2 separate regions of the Homo sapiens genome follow, and region 1 is linked to region 2. Evidence: chromatin contacts called from ENCODE Hi-C or POLR2A ChIA-PET data. All regions are on one chromosome and are shown on one strand. Each heading gives the region's core, a stretch centred on a gene start or an enhancer-like site at or near the end of the contact. The rest is flanking DNA. Distances are from core to core; before and after follow the strand shown. Region 1 has its middle 80 kb from the start of FAM136A. Region 2 holds the start of FAM136A (family with sequence similarity 136 member A).

Region 1 (5,535 bases), core at 2,268-4,767, 79 kb before region 2:
TGCACACGAATTCTTTGTTTTCTGTTTTTGAGACAGTTTCTCATTTTGTCACCTAGGGGCTGGAGTGCAGTGGCGCAATCATGGACCACTGCACTCCAGTTTCTGGGCTCAAGCAATCCTCCCACCTCAGCCTCTCAAGTAGCTGGGACCACAGGTGCATACCACCACACTTGGCTAATTTTTTTTATTTTTTTGTAGAGATGGGGTCTCTACAACTGTGTTGCCCAGGCTGGTCTCCAACTCCTGGGCTCAAGCAGTCCTCCTGCCTCAGCCTCCCAAAGTGCTGGGGTTACAGGCATGAGCCACTGCACCCAGCCTGCACATAAATTCTAAATAGGGCCAGTAAGCCAGGCAGGTGCTATGTAGGAATTTTTAAATCTGAAAATCCAAAATCTATGTGTGAAAAACACTGCCTGAATGTACAGAGAGAAAATGTTGTGTTCTTTGTTGATGAAGAAAACCAAATTTTGTGAAATATTTAAAGAGGTTTGTTCTGAGCCAATATGAGTACCCAGGCCCCAGGGAACAGTCTCAAGAGGTCTTGAGAAACTATGGCTGAGAAGATAGGGTTACAGTTTGGTTTTATACATTTTAGAGAAATGGAAGTTACAGGCAAAGACATAAATCAATACATGTTAAGGTATATATTGGTTCGGCCCGGAAAAGCTGGGTATCTCAAAGCAGGGACTTACAGGTCACAGATGGATCCAAAGATTTTCTGATTGGCAGTTGGTTGAAAGAGTTGAACTTTGTCTAAAGACTTGCCAGTAGAAAGAAATGCTTGAGTTAAGCTAAGGGAGGTTGCCACGACCAGGGCTCTTGTTAGGTATATGAAGCCTCATAGGTAGCAGTCTTTGGAGAGAATAGATGGTAAATGTCTCTTTTTGGACCTTAAAAGATGTTTATCCCTCCTAAATTCAGGAAAGCCCTGTCCGCATTAATGGAGATTCTCTACAGATACAAATGTCCTCCCCTAAAAGACAGTTTTGCAGGACCATTTCAAAATATGTCAAAGAAATACATTTTGGGGTAAAATATTTTTATTTCCTTCAGGGTCTGCTGTCTGTCCTGTGATGCTAACCAGAGTCAGGTTGGCATTTGGTGTCTTATTCCCAGAGTCTGTTTTGTTAGTCTTATGATCTGTATTTTAATATTAATGCTGGTCAATTGCGCATAGACTCCAAAGGAAGGGGTATAATGAGGTGGTCCTTCCTTCTTGTATTAGTTCATTTTCACACTGCTATAAAGAACTACCTGAGACGGGGTAATTTATAAAGAAAAGTTTAATGGACTCACTGTTCCATGTGGCTGGGGAGGCCTCAGGAAGCTTACAATCATAGCGGAAGGCAAAAAGGAAGCAAGGCATGTCTTCCATGGCAGCAAGAGACAGAGAACAAGGGGGTAACTGCCACACGCTTTTAAACCATCAGATCCCGTGAGGACTCACTACCACAAGAACAGCATGGGGGAAAATGCCCCATGACCCAATCACCTCCCACCAGCTCCTTCCCCTGACACCTGGGGATTAAAATTCCACGTGAGATTTGGGTGGGGACACAGAGCCAGACCATATCACTTCCCATCATGGCTGGGTGTGATGGTTAATACTGAGTGTCAACTTGATTGAAGGATGTAAAGTATTGATCCTGGGTGTGTCTGTGAGGGTGTTGCCAAAGGAGATTAACATTTGAGTCAATGGCCTGGGGAAGGCAGACCCACCTTTAACCTGGTGGGCTCAATCTAATCAGCTGCCAGCAAATATAAAGCAGGCAGAAAAACGTGAAAAGTGTGAGACTGGCCTAGCCTCCCAGCCTACATCTTTCTCCCATGCTGGATACTTCCTGTCCTCAAACATCGGACTCCAAGTTCTTCAGTTTTAAGACTTGGACTGGCTCTCCTTGCATCTCAAGTTTGCAGACAGCCTATTTTGGGAACTTGTGATCATGTAAGTTAATACTTAATAATATATATATAATATATATATAATCTCATATTCTGTCCCTCTAGGGAACCCTGACTAATACACCAGGAATTCAGTTTTTCAGGTTTCTCTGGGGTCCCCTTGGTCCAGAGGGGATCCATTCAGTTTCAGGTAGGTAGCGAGGGGGTGCTTAGGATTTTATTTTTGGTTTACACCTTATTTGTAAGGATTTAGCAAACATACAACTAAAAGTGAATGAATAAATGATCCTGACAAGTTTGCTCCACACTAGTCCCCATCCTCCATGGAACTAGGAATGCCCATGGGCCCTTCATCTCCTTGAGACTGAGTTCCCAGAGGCTGCTCCACAGGCAACCCAAGGAGTGCAGGAGGTATTTGCCCTGTTTTTTGCATGTAAGATTTATCTGCTAGAAGTCAATGATAATAGTTAATATCCATGTTGGTTTAATTAAAAGAATTAGTTTTTCTCCCATATAATTAAAATGAAACTTGATGTCAGAATACAGAAGCACTCTAGTAATATACATCCAATTAGATATCCAGGAGATTTCATAACAACAGAATGCTAAGAGTTCTGTGGAAAGAGAACAGGGTAGATACTCATTTGCAGTAACATTCCAGTTCTTTTTTCATTCATTAAGGAAAGGCTGCCCACTGGACAAATTCAGGAAGTTATTATTCTAATCAAGATAAAGACCCAGACCTGACACACTTATAATAGCCTTAGGAATGCCCAGGGCAGGATGAACCAACCCAACCTGCTAGGACAACAACTGAGGTAGAGACCCAGGTGTGGGAAAGGTTTAAATGTAACCGCCACAGCCTGGATGAGGACAGGAAGTCCCAATCCTATACTGGAATGGGTGAGAACATTCTACCAGGGCCACACTTCCTGCTGCACCCAGTGTCAGCTCGATCCCCCAGGGCATGCAGATGAGGTCGGCAGCACAGCCCTGCCCTGCCCTTGTGGAGATGACAGCACAGGGAAGAGGAGATTAATGCCGGGGACTATCAGAAAGCAATCCAGACTGCGTGTGAGCAAGTGTTGGGTAGAAACTCTGACCACACACACCAGAAATGCAGAAAAGACAGTGATGAGTGGACGGGATTGCCCAGAGGAGCCTCACCAAGAGGGAAAAACTGAAACTGGGCGTTCAAGGGACAGATAAGGACTTCCTGCAGCAGAGAAGAGAATGGCAAAAGAAAAAAGGAAAAGAGAAAGAGATTTCTTTATAAAATGGAGTCACATCTAAAGAGTTGGTGGGAGTTTTCTATGTCATAGGTTATTATAGAAACTTCATGAGGGCTTAGTATATTCTCTCCCCCAACTTTCTCACTCTCTCTTTCTCACTCTTTCTCAACTGTTGATATGCATTTTGTCCAGTTATGAAACCAGAGGGCATCATTCTATAAATTAGAACTTTCAGGAGAGTAGAGGCAAACCTCTGAGGTCATTCAGAGTCATTTAAACATTGTCATTAGCAAGTAAGGGTGACTCACTACAACCTCTCATAGGCAGGTAGATTGGGTCCAAGAGGGTCGTGATTCATTCTTCCTCACCCCAGAAATCAGTCTCCCTAGCAGGGCAGGAAGTGGCCCCTGCCTTCTCCAGGACAGTTGACCAGGGACTTCCAGTAGGTTTCATGAGCCTGCTCAGCAGCCCTCTCCTGAAGGCCACTAAGACTTACTGTAAAGGGTGCAGCTCAGAAGGGGAGATCCTCATCACCTCTGGAGAATTCAAGAATGAGGCATCAAGCCAGAATTCATTATACCCTTCCCCACCTTCCACAAAACTTCTTTCCCTGAATGTTTCATAGGTTCAAAATGTAAGTCCCAGAAAGTTGACCACATGGATGGGCCTTATAAATGAACTGTTTCAGACATTAAAGAAGGTCTAAATAAATGGAAAAATTCCCTGCTTATGGGTCAGTAGACTTAACACTGATAAGATAGTGAAACTCCCCAAACTGATCTGCAGGTTCAACAAAAACCCTATCAGAATCCCAACTGATTTCTTCGTAGGAATCAATAACGATTGTAAAATTCATATGGAGTTTCAAGGGACCCAGACTAGCCAAAACAGTACTGAAAAATAACAAAGTAGGAGGACTACACTTCCTGATTTCAAAACTTACTACAGAGGTTCCTGGTTACTATAAAGCAATCAAGACAGTGTAATACTAGCACAGGAATAGACATGTCGATTAATGGAGTAAGATTAACAGCCCAGGAAGAAACCCATACATCTATGATCAACTGATTTTCTACGGGGGTACCAAGATTGCTATGTGGGGAAAGAAGAGTCTTTTCAACAAACAGCACTGAGTAGACACAGGCAAAACAATGAAGTTGGATCCTTCCCTCACACCATATGCAAAAATTAATTGGTCATTAGGAAATGTAAATCAAAACTGCAATGACATACCACTTAATACCTATGAGGATGGCTATAATAACTTTTTTTTAAAAAACAGAAGATAAGTATTGATGAGGATGTGGAGGAATTAGAACTCTCATGCATTACTGGTGGGTATGTAAAATAAAGCAGCCACTATAGAAAACAGTTTGGCAGTTCCTTTAAAAGTTAAATATAGAATTACCACATGACCCATCAATTCCACTCCCGTGTGTGTGTGTGTGTGTGTGTGTGTGTGTGTGTAATGTATATATGTGTGTATAAATATGTACAAAGTTTGTATATATATATAATATATATACACACATACATACAAGAGGAATGAGAACATATACCCACATAAAAACTTGTACACGGATATTTATAGCAGCATTATTTATAATATCAAAAAGGTGGAAACAACCCAAATGTCCGTCAATGGATGAATATATCAGCAAATGGCACTATATACATACAATGGAATATTCAGCCATAGAAAAAGCAATGAAGTAACTTGGATGAATCTCTAAAACACTACGCTAACTGAAAGAAACCAGGCACAAAAGGTAACATACTAGAATATTCCTTTTATATAAAATAGCCAGAATAGGCAAATTCATCAAGACAGAAAGCAGACTAGTGGTTAACAGGGGATTTGTGGAGGGGGCTAATAGAGATTATTTCATGGATACAGGTTGTTCTTCTGGGGTGGTGAAAAAGTTTTGAAACTAGAGAGAGGTAGTGGTTCACAACATTATAAATGCACTAAATACCACAGAATTGTACATTTTAAACTGGTTAATAGTGTGTTACATAAATTATACCTCAATTTTAAAATATTAACTCAAAAGGGAGGAAAGATCTAAATGTAAGAGCTAAAGTCTGAAAGTAAGGGCCCGGGGCCAGGAGCCTTGGCTCATGCTTGTAATACCAATGTTTTAAGAGGCCCAGGCAGGAGGGTTGCTTGAGGCCAGCAGTTTGAGATGTTGCCTGGGCAACATAGCGAGACCCTGTCTCTACAAAAGATTTTAAAGCTAGCCAGGCATGGTGGTGCACACCTGTAATCCCAGCTACTGAGGAGGCTGAAGCAGGAGGATCACTTGAGTCCAGGAGTTTGAGGTTACAGTGAGCTATAATCATGCCACTGCAATCATGTTGCTCTGGGCAACAGAGCAAGACCCTGTCTATATTAAAAAAC
Region 2 (5,944 bases), core at 687-3,186:
TGCACCCCCATGCCTGACATGGCTTTCTCTTCAGCCCCATATGCCAAGCAAACACCCACTCATTTCAATTCAATTCAAAGCCTCAATTCAAGCCTTATCTCCTCTAAGAAAACTTTCCTGAGGAACCCGGATGGCTCACTCCCTCCTTGCCAGCCTGGACCACCTCCTCCAGCACACCTCTTCCAACACTGCCCCTTCCCCTTCTCCACGGAGTGTGTTTCCCTTCTCCACTGACACTCCCCTCTGGACCCGCACCCCTAGCTAATGTATTCGATAAATGAATGCACACGACAGTACTGTTATGGGTGGGACAGTGAGGCATTCCAAAAAAAAAACTGCTCCAGGAATTCAGAAACAGTTTCATGTTGCTGGCATGTAAGTGCTTCATTGATGACTGCTTCATTGATGATCTGTAGCCCCTGCTTTGTCTCTGAAGTTCATTTTTTATGAGAAATAAATGCATAAACATACATCTACCCTGTGATCCAACAATCCCATTTCTAGATATTTACCCAAAAGAAAAGAAAATCTGTGTCTACAAAAGACTTGGTCCAGGACTGGGTGGTGGTGCATACCCGTAATCCCTTTGATAGGCAGAGGCAGGAGGATAGCTTGAGGCCTGGAGTTTGAGACCAGCCTGGACAACATAGCAAGATCCCATCTCCAAAAGAAAAAAAAAATGGTCAAGGATGTTCATAGTCACCACTTTATTCATAATAGCTACTAAGTGGAAAAGACCCAAACACCCATCAGCAGGGGAATGGATCAACAAATGTGGGCCGGGACCGATGCCTCATGCCTGCAATCTCAGCACTTTGGGAGGCCGAGGTGTGTGGATCCCTTGAGCTCAGGAGTTGGAGACCAGCTTGGCTAACATGGTGAAACCCCGTGTCTACAAAAAAAAAAAAAAAATTAGCCAGACGTGGTGGCACATGCCTGTAATCCCAGCTACTCGGGAGGCTGAGGCATGAGAATCACTTGAACCAGGGAGGTGGAGGCTGCATGAGCCGAGACCACATCACTGCACTCCAGCCTGGGTGACAGAGTAAGACCCTGTCTCAAAAAACAACAACGACAAATGTGGTATGTCCATTCAATAGAATACTACTCAGCAGCAAAAAAGAACCAACAACACAGCTCAATCTCGAAAGCATTAGGCTAAGTATTTTTCAGCAATATGCTAAAAAAGCCAGACAGAAAAGGAGTACTTATTGGATAATAACATACATATGACATTCTAGAAAGAGAAAATGTAATCTACAGTGACAGAAGCAGACCAGTTAGGGCAGGGGTGGGGAGATGGGGTAGAAAGGACGGAGATTGGGACAAGACAGAGTTTGGGTTTTTATTGTTGTTTAGAGACAGAGTCTCACTCTGTCGTCCAGGCTGGAGTGCAATGGCGTGATTTCGGCTCACTGCAACCTCTCCCTCCCGGGTTCAAGCAATTCTCCTGCCTCAGCCTCCCAAATAGCTGGGACTACAGGCATGTGCCACCACACCCGGCTAATTTTTGTATTTTTAGTAGGGACGGGGTTTCGCCAGGTTGGCCAGGCTGGTCTCAAATTCCTGAGCTCAGGTCATCCACCTGCCCACGGCCTCCCAAAGTGCTGGGATTACAGGCGTAAGCCACTGCGCCCGGCGGACAGGGTTTGTTAAAACTCATCAAGCAGCACGCCTAAGATCTGGGCATTTATCTGTATGTAAATTACATTAAATAATTTTAAAGAATGTAAAGGGAGGGACATGGGAGGGAGGAGGAAAGGCAGGCAGCAGCCGCAGGGCAGGTGTCCCAGTGACCGGTTCCCAAGCGGGAGGAGGGCGGTGGGCTCGCGGACACCAGCATGCAGTGGCTCCGTTCGGCCGCCAGGGGGGGGCGTGGGCCCTGGAAGGGCAGGCGGCGAAGGGCGGCGAAGGGCGGTGAGGGGGCGGGCCCGTACGCCGATTCCATATGGGCGCCGGCGCGGAGCGCCGCGGGGCAGCGCGGGGTCGCCATGGCTGAGCTGCAGCAGCTCCGGGTGCAGGAGGCGGTGGAGTCCATGGTGAAGAGTCTGGAAAGAGAGAACATCCGGAAGATGCAGGTAGCGGGGCTGGGGCCGAACCAGGACCCCCTTCTCAGCGGGTGGGTTCCGGGCCCTTCCCTCAGCCACCACGCGACGCCTTGCACTGCAGCCGCGTCCCCGCAGACCGGGTGTGGGCGGCCCTGGGGTCGCCGGGGCGGCCTCGGACAGGACTTCGGAAGCTTTGGCGGATCGGATGAAATCCGTGTGCCCTTGCCGTGCGCGAGGCTGTTTTCCGCCCCTTCCAGCCCGGGGCAGGAGCGTCCTCGGCGGCAGGTGGGAAGCCCCTGGTGGCAGGCGCTCGCCCCACCACCTTCCCCTCTTACGCGGCCCCTTCCGCAGGTGAGCGGCCCGAGGCCCAGCAGAGGCGCTGCCAACGTGAAAGACCAGAAAGGCGAGGACTTCCGGCCTCCCCGTTGGCCAGGTCATGCCTGCTTCTCTTGCGCCCAACCTCGCTTCACACAGCGCGGGTTTCTACACTGTTCTTCTCTGAGCCCCGCAATGCCTCTGTGTGTTTCGGTCCTGCTTCTCTCACGGAGTATGCGTTTCCCAGATAGTGCCCCTTGAGTCATTGATTAGTGGGTCGGCTGCCCTCTGGTGGAATTTGTATTGCTAGGTTGCTGACCTCTGAACCCCATGGAAGAGGCTCCTGGTTTTCAGAATTTGGCTTCGTCAGACCACCCTACCCTCACCCACTCGGGCGAACCTCTGTTCACCCAACCATCGGTGCAACAGGTGCCGATGAGCTAGCAGCAAGGACACCATGAAACACTACACTAGACATTGAGGATAATTTTCCCCAGTGGTGGTTTTAAGGTCCTGGTGTCTATTCTCAGGGAAGGTGAAAGCAGAAGGTGGAGAGAGAGGTGCAAATATCCACGTGGCCTTCTAACTCCTGTAGTGCTCCATAGTCATCTCTGTCCCCAGAGACTTTCCTACCTAACCTCTCTGCCCTTTCTCCCCAGGGTCTCATGTTCCGGTGCAGCGCCAGCTGTTGTGAGGACAGCCAGGCCTCCATGAAGCAGGTGCACCAGTGCATCGAGCGCTGCCATGTGCCTCTGGCTCAAGCCCAGGCTTTGGTCACCAGTGAGCTGGAGAAGTTCCAGGTGAGAAATATCCTAGACAGAGCACTGTAGTCCTTGATACAGACTTTTGCAGGAGATGACAAGCATTTGTTCAAAACTCTTGGCTTTAGTGTCTTGGTTCTGTTAACAGTTGTGATACTGATGGCCAACCAGTTTTCACAGGGTTTGAAATTTTGGAAAAAGTCTTGGCGGTCGAGTGCCTTAAGTTGAACATCATTTCCTATAGAAATGATGTAGGCCGAGCGCGGAGGCTCATGCCTGTAATCCCAGCACTTTAGGAGGCTGAGGCAGGTGGATCATGAGAGCAGGAGATCAAGACCATCCTGGCCAACATGGTGAAACCCCGTCTCTACTAAAATACAAAAAATTAGCCAGGCGTGGTGGCACGCACCTGTAGTCCCAGATACTAGGGAGGCTGAGGCAGGGGAATCTCTTGAACCCAGGAGGTGTAGTTGCAGTGAGCCAAGATCGCGCCACTGCACTTCAGCCTGGCAACAGAGCGAGACTCTGTCTCAAAAAAAAAGAAATGATGTAATGGGGAGTTACCAGGGGAGTTCATGACCAAGAGCCCTTATGCAGTTTGTTGGGGAGGAGGCGTTTGTTTGTTCCTTTTGACATAACCACCAAATACAGAATGTATACTGTGTAGTATAAAGTTTCCTGGCTGGACGCGTAGCTCGCGCCTGTAATCCCAACATTTTGGGAGGCCGAGGCGGGTGGATCACGAGGTCAGGAGTTTGAGACCGTCCTGGCCAACATGGTGAAACCCCATCTCTACTAAAAATACAGAAATTATCTGGGCATGGTGGCAGGTGCCTGTAATCCCAGCTACTCGGGAGGCTGAGGCAGGAGAATCGCTTGAAACTGGAAGGCGCAGGTTGCAGTGAGCCAAGATCGCATGCCATTGCGCTCCAGCCTGGACAACAAGAGCGAAACTCCGTCTCAAAAAAAAATAAATAATGTTCAGGCACGGTGGCTCACACCTGTAATCCCAGCACTTTGGGAGGCCGAGGCAGGCAGATCACGAGGTCAGGAGATCCAGACCATCCTGGCTAACACAGTGAAACCCCGTCTCTACTAAAAATACAAAAAATTGGCCAGGTGTGGTGGTGGGCGCCTGTAGTCCCAGCTACTCGGGAAGCTGAGGCAGGAGAATGGCGTGAATCCGGGAGGCAGAGCTTGCAGTGAGCCAAGATCACGTCACTGCACTCCAGCCTGGGTGACAGAGCGAGACTCCGTCTCAAAAAATAAATAAAATAAAAATAAAAAAATAAAGTTTCCTAAAACATATATTATTTTTAAAACAGCAGAATCTCTAGAAAGGTAGGATAGCCTTGAAAAGGTACAGATTCGAGGAACACCCTTCCACCATTTTGTGGACTTATACACCCACCCAGGACTGCCCCTAGTTGCTATACCCAGAGGGCAGCCCCTCTGTCACTAAGGAGCAGTCATTTATGTGAATCATTATTACTGTTGACTCACTGATTCCTGGCTCACAAGCCCCTCTGAGGTTACCAAAAGAGCTCCCTGTTTCCCTCTCTGGAGCAAAGAGTATCCACAACTTCATTTTACTCCCATCTTCTAAGTATATTTTTCTGGAACCTGGGGGAAGCAAGCCTACTTCCAAGCCAGCCTTTCATAGCCTGAGGTTCCATCCACATGGAAACTTATACATAATGTGACACATCTTTACATTCTTCCATTCAAAACGCTTCAAAGTTACTGCCATTATGAAGGAATAACTTCTTCAAGATCATGGAACCCCAAAGGGTTTCTTTGTGTTCTTTTTGACAGCTAATTTTATAGATGGGGTCTTTGAAAATGTGATTCTTGGATTGCTCTATAACTTCCCTTGCATTATCTTTTTAGTCCTCTCCAAGTGGACTTTCACTCTTCACTGGGCCAGAACCACTCCTGCCACTCACCCCCATGGGGCCGAATCCGGGGGTCATTTCTCAGTCTTCATCTTACTCTGTCTGCATCATTGACACAGTGGATCCCTCTCCTTCTTAAAGCACTTTATTCAGTTGGTCACCAGGACATCTCACTCTCCTGGTTTTCTGCCTCCTTCCTTGGCCTCCTTTGCTCTCTCTTCCCCACTCCAGCCTCTGAGCATCAGAGTGCCTGGGGCTGTCCTTGTTTCTTTTCTCCTTTCTGCCTACTTCTCTAGTCTCCTCTAGCCTCATAGCTGTAAATATAATCTCTATGCTGACAGCTCCTGCATTTATATCTGTAGGCCAGAGCTCACTGATAAACTCCACATTCACATATCCAACTAATTCCTCCACATCTCCATTTACTTTGTTTGTCTCTTTCCTCTCACTGGAATGTAAGTTCTGTAAGGGTAAGAACTTTGTTTTACTCATTGCTATATTCCCTAACATTAAAAGAGTGCCTGGCACATAGTAGATGCTCAATAAATATTTGTTGAATTGAATGTTTTCCTGTAGAAAGAACAGACTTTAAAGAATCAGTGGCTCACACCTATAATCCCAGCACTTTGGGAGGCTGACGCGGGTGGATCACCTGAGGTTGGGAGTTTGAGACCAGCCTGACCAACATGGAGAAACCCCGTCTCTACTAAAAATACAAAAAAAGTTAGCCAGGCATGGTGGCGCATGCCTGTAATCCTAGCTACTCAGGAGGCTGAGGCAGGAGAATCACTTGAACCCGGGAGGTGGAGGTTGTGGTGAGCCGAGATTGTGCCATTGCACTCCAGCTTAGGCAACAAGAGCGAAACTCCGTCTCAAAAAAAAAAAAAGAATCAAGATGTTTGTACATCTTACAATAACCTCTAGG

Evidence for each region. A loop is a pair of places that touch in the nucleus more often than their neighbours do. ChIA-PET counts read pairs that join two places held with the same protein, here RNA polymerase II (POLR2A).
Region 1: a map of PC-9 shows a loop between it and region 2 (12-fold over the local background). The contact joins the enhancer-like site here to the promoter of FAM136A in region 2. A Hi-C loop is called at or near these places in 1 of 168 maps with a recorded cell type or tissue (PC-9). POLR2A ChIA-PET finds 5 or more read pairs at or near these places in 1 of 52 experiments (H1).

Annotation. Positions count from the first base shown.
Region 1 is chr2:70,379,378-70,384,912 of GRCh38, reverse strand. No RefSeq gene overlaps it. Among named protein-coding and RNA genes, the nearest start is that of FAM136A, 80 kb to the right of the region's middle. Within about 2 kb of position 3,517, at least 3 of the 41 ENCODE cell types and tissues checked have a DNase peak (open chromatin) inside an H3K27ac peak, as active enhancers do; they include PC-9, where a contact is called at or near this core.
Region 2 is chr2:70,298,059-70,304,002 of GRCh38, reverse strand. It overlaps FAM136A (family with sequence similarity 136 member A), which reads left to right and starts at 1,936. Exons shown (of 3, transcript NM_001329752.2): 1 at 1,936-2,399; 2 at 3,023-3,163. The coding sequence starts at 1,992. RefSeq lists a silencer at 1,747-2,016 and enhancers at 1,702-2,650, 2,651-3,600.